Regions from separate parts of the Homo sapiens genome. Here region 2 is linked to region 1. The links are chromatin loops, found by intact Hi-C in ENCODE. Cell type or tissue: heart right ventricle. All regions are shown on one strand. Region 1 overlaps SND1 (staphylococcal nuclease and tudor domain containing 1). Region 2 overlaps SND1 (staphylococcal nuclease and tudor domain containing 1).

What was found. Hi-C counts contacts between places; a loop is a spot of excess contacts. Peaks named below come from ENCODE experiments on the same cell type or tissue, not always from the same donor. Only the 100,000 strongest peaks of a DNase experiment are listed, where the experiment ranks them.
Region 2: a loop joins it to region 1, with 1.9 times the contacts of the local background. A loop is called at or near these places in 2 of 110 quality-filtered maps.

What each region holds. Positions count from the first base shown.
Region 1 is chr7:127,843,857-127,846,356 of GRCh38, forward strand. It overlaps SND1 (staphylococcal nuclease and tudor domain containing 1), which reads left to right. Exons shown (of 24, transcript NM_014390.4): 12 at 468-568. Among named protein-coding and RNA genes, the nearest start is that of SND1-IT1, 150 kb to the right of the region's middle. In heart right ventricle, no CTCF peak of the experiment used is centred here; a DNase peak (open chromatin) is centred at 1,065; H3K27ac peaks cover 1,491 bases.
Region 2 is chr7:127,733,995-127,736,494 of GRCh38, forward strand. All of the region lies in intron 10 of SND1 (staphylococcal nuclease and tudor domain containing 1), which reads left to right. Among named protein-coding and RNA genes, the nearest start is that of SND1, 83 kb to the left of the region's middle. RefSeq lists a silencer at 1,433-1,647. In heart right ventricle, no CTCF peak of the experiment used is centred here; no DNase peak of the experiment used is centred here.

The DNA of each region.
Region 1 (2,500 bases):
AATTAGAGTTCCTATTGCTCCACATCCTTGCCTGCCTTTGGTGTTGTCAGTGTTCTGAATTTTGACTATGCTACAACGAGCAGTGGTATCTCATTGTTGTTTAAGTTGGCAATTTTCTAATCACATGTAATGTAGAACATCTTTTCCTGTTCTTATTTGCCACTTGTATGTATTCTTTAGTAAGCTGTTTGGATCTTTTGCATTTTAAAATCAGGTTGTTTTATTATTGTTGAGTTTTAAGAGTTTTTTGTATATTTTAGATAAATGTTCTTTATTAGTTATGTCTTTTGCCAACATTTTCTCCCAGTCTGTTGCTCAGCTATTTCTTTTAATTGGTTTTAAAAATCTTAGATTCAGAAAACCAAACTGGAGTGAGCTGATCTTTCACAGTTGAGCAGGCACATGTGGCTGCTAGTGAGCTATGTTGCAGACTCTCAACCCTAATTCCCTTGATTCTTTGTTTCCAGGTCAATGTGACGGTGGACTACATTAGACCAGCCAGCCCAGCCACAGAGACAGTGCCTGCCTTTTCAGAGCGTACCTGTGCCACTGTCACCATTGGAGGAATGTGAGTGTTCTGGCTGGCATGGACTCAGCTGTCATCTCAAGTAGCTAAGAGTTCTTTGCTCATTTGAATCTTTCCTTCCTTTCACTCTGCTTTGCTTTCTCCTGCTCTTAACTCAGTGGTTTATAATTTTGTGCCTGTGTAGCACTTTATATTTGTAAGTACTTTATAATCACTCATTAGCTAATCGTATACTTTCATTATTGTAGTTATTTAAGATTTATTGGGCTCTGTGTGCCTGGCACTATGAAGTACACATCATTACTATTAATAATGCCATTTATTGAGTATCAAGCAGGCCCTAGATACTGTCTAAAATGGTCTCTGCATATTGGTTTAGGAAGTCTAGGTATAGAATAGCAGGTAACAAAGAGGGAAGAAGAGGAGAGGTTAATTGGACATTTTCTTGTATGTAATCAGTAGACGATGAGGTCATCCTATTCTGCTGTACTGGCTGTAACCTGGTTAGATTCCAAGGTCTGTTGGCAGCCAGGCTGAGGAAGAGTCTTTCAGGGGAGATATCTGATAGGGGAAGGAGGAAGCCTGCTGGGCCCTGCTTCCCCAATAAATATTACAACAGTCAGCCAGTCCCCAATAGCAATTCTTACTTTGCATAAAATATACCAGTATGGTAATTGTCTCCTTTTCCATTTAACAATCTTATATGCTAGTTGTTACCAAACTGTTATTTTTCATTTCTTTTAAGTGGGCATATTGATGGGGAAGAAAATAATAGGTTTGTCATCAAAACAAGGATTGTGTTACTGAAAGTACAGTGAAGCCACTTAGGAGAAGTACCTCCAAGCTATTGCAGGCCTCTGAAAGGAATAAGCATTTTGTAGCTGCTTAGCTTCATGAAAGTCTCCTAACAGGAGCCTCTTTCACCTCATTCGTGCTTTCACATTTGGAAATGACTATTTTTAGCCACTGCTACCGATCCTATATTTATTAATGTTGTTAATGTTCACACAACAATTGGAGGTTTCGTCTTTGCCAGGAGGCGCTCAGTATAGGCATTTGATGTTTACCTTCACGCCATCACAGGTTTTGTTAGAAGCAGGTTCTTGACAAATCAAGTAATATTTTTGAACTGGGAAAAACTAGGACATATTTTGGTCATTATTCTATCTGTATAAATTACAATAGTTATTTGTTACCAATTTGTTACCACTTCTTAGGAGTCAGTTGTATGCTTCCCTGTTGTAGAGACCTGGAATCTTAGTATTCTATCTAAATATTTTTACTGCCACAGAAAGCCATCTCCATAGATACTGCTGCTTTTAAGTACTGGTGAAAACAACTTCACTGTTGTACAAAACCACGTGTCTTTATTTTTGGCAGGTGGCCTCCACCAGTATTTAACATTCTATTAGAATGGATTATCTCCTTTAGTTACCACTGAAGAATATTTAAAAAATAAGTTTACACTGCTTAAAATGAGATATTCAGGGAGTATTTTATAGCAATCTTTTTATTTTTAAGATAATTTGAGACAGATAATTTAAAATACTTTACAGGGCAGAGTGTTGTGGCCATGCTTTGTGCCTTAAAACCTTGAGATCTCCACTGTGTTTATTTTGGCTTTGACAGAGATTACTCTTTCAGCCTTCCTCTCTGCAAATGTGGGGTAGCTGTCTGTTCTAGTCTGGGTTTCTATTACATTCTTGAGTCCTTGTAAGAAGGTGTCAATTCTGTTGGCTGTTTAACAACACAGGTTGGTTGGTCTTAATTGACAACCTACAATATCTATACTCCAGGTTTGTGCCAGAGATAATGAACTTGAATTTTCTGCTTCCCAGTTCTTGTAATTGGATTGTATGAAATATTCTTTTTTTTGTGATTTACCAAAGTAAAATTTTTTTTTTAGAAGTTTAGAAGCATGTACAAGTTTAGAAGAATTTTACAAGTACTCTTCTAGATACTTAAATTGTCTCC
Region 2 (2,500 bases), 110 kb before region 1:
CAGGTATCTCTACTGCACTTCAGCTTGAGAACCACCGTTCTAGATTGTTGCTCTTACCAATGGAAGAGTGTGGGCTTACTAAAGCTCTATCTCCAGGATTTTCGTCTCTGACAATGCAATTTTTCTTTTCTGAGCCAGACTTTAGTGCAGTAATATCTCTGCAATTTCCTGTGTGAGATTCCCCGCTCCAGGTCTCAGAGCCAGATGCTAAGCAGACATGTCCCTCTTAGCTTAGAACATCTCCTGAGGATTCCAGTGAAAGGAGATATAAGAGTTCTGCCTGAAGAAATTTATCTGCTTCAGAGAACAGAGTTCTCTAGGGAATAGTAGAGTTTCTTAGGGTTTATAACATACTATTTGAGCTGATGTTTAGGTGGGGCCTGCTATTTACAGTTTCAGGTTGAATTTTACGTCATGATAAAAAGAGAAAAGGTTTATGAAGTGGTGCCTTGTTAGATCTGGGGTCACACCTCATGTGCAATTATATTAGCTGAACTCGGTAAGGCAGAGAAAAGGATGCAGGTTAAAGAACGTGCTTGCCTCCAGCGTGTGCAGGCAGCCCTCAAATGGTTGGAAGAAAATACAGGTGCTTTATGGTACATAGAGAGAACGTAGGAGCTTGATGGCGGTTCAGGATACAGCACAGCAAAATCCTCAAGCACCTTCTGAACTGTGACTGGCACCCTAACACAGTGTGCAGGTTTAGTGTTAGCGGACGATCTGTGTTAGGACTGACGGAGGAAATCTTGTCCTTGTTCTGAGGCCTTACAGTAGTCTTCTGCCGAGTTCTTTTCAGGACTCAGCTCTGAGCATTACAGGATGAGAAATGCTGTCTGTTAGACTAATTATCTGATTTATGCTAAATAAATGCACAGATGTGATTTAAAAGTCAGTTTTGGGTTTATTAATTTATGATGCAATTTCCAGCTGCCAGACAGACCAGAATATTTTGATGGGCCAAGGGCATTCTTTTTGTGGAGGAAGTTTGCTTATTATTTACAGAGTCTGAGTAAAGGAGGTTGCTGGATACTGAGGAAAACTGAGGTGACCCTGAGTATGTGCCTGGCCCAGGTAGAGCGTGAGGTGCTGGGCATGCACTATTTTGTTGACTCCTCTACCCCGTCCTTGGGAGAATAATGACAACTTGCTCAGGGTTCCTTCTCTGGTAAGTGGAGGAACCAGGATTCGAATTGCCTCCAAAAGTGCCACCTGGACCTGGAGGTTGGTTGGGTGGGTTGGTGGTCTTCTCCTTAGTATTGAGTGGACTTCTTCCTAAGCTCCTGTTTTTCAGGATTTCCACTATCTACCAGAAGCTGTAACTGGCTGTCTTTGTTACTGTAACACGTGCTTTCTTATTTTAACATATTTTTACAAATGAAAATATTTCCTACAACCACTTTTGGAGGCACCATAATTTATATCAAGAGAGGCTCTAGGGCTGGGCATGGTGGCTCATGCCTGTAATCCTAGCACTTTGGGAGGCCGAGAGAGGAGGATTGCTTCAGGCTAGGAGTTCCAGGCCAGCCCTGGCAACATAGTGAGACCCCCATCTCTATAAAAAAGAAAAATATACCTTTAATTTAAAAAAAAGAGGCTGTAACTTTTCTAAAGGGTGACCTGTTTTTTTTTGTTGTTGTTGTTGTTTTTTTGGAGACAGAGTCTCACTCTGTTGCCCAGGCTGGAGTGCAGTGGCACGATCTTGGCTCACTGCAACTTCCACCTCCCGGGTTCAAGTGATTCTCGTGCCTCAGCCTCCCAACTAGCTGGGATTACAGGCATGTGCCACTATGCCTGGCTAATTTTTGTATTTTTAGTAGAGATGGGGTTTCACTGTGTTGACCAGGCTGGTCTCAAACTCCTGACCTCAGGTGATCCCCCGCCCGCCCCAGCCTCCCAAAGTGCTGGGATTACAGGTGTGGGCCACCGTGCCCAGCCTGACCTGTATCTTTTAAATTGTCTTGTCTCCTTTCTGAAGTTTTCCTGGCAATGATCTCATGGTTTAAAAGAGTGAGGCCAACTCTGTGCAGAGACTGAATTCTCCCTTTTTAATAGAGTCTCAATACTAGTCATTTTTGTACAGTTTCTGAGCCCTGAGAGTACCTGCTTCTAAATAGTTCATTGTCAATTTAATTTTCATTCATTATTTTCACACATTAACCCCAATAGATAGATGGCTTGCGTTTCTGCTTTCATCTTCTCTGCCCTAGAAATTTTCCTGATTATAAATGTGACATAATCACTTTATAAATTTGGGAAAATTTAAAGAAGAAAATACAAATTACTTAAATTTAACTGCCCAGAGGCAACATCACAACTGTTAATAATCGCAAGGCCTTCTCACTAGCTTCTCTGTTCATGTTTTATAACTGAGAATTTCTTCTGGCCTTTAAATAATTTCCTGAAACATGATTTTTAATGGCTATGCAGTTGTTAATGTGGACGTGTCATAATTTAACCAGCTTTCACCTATTTTTGGATATATCAGTTATTTCCAATTTTT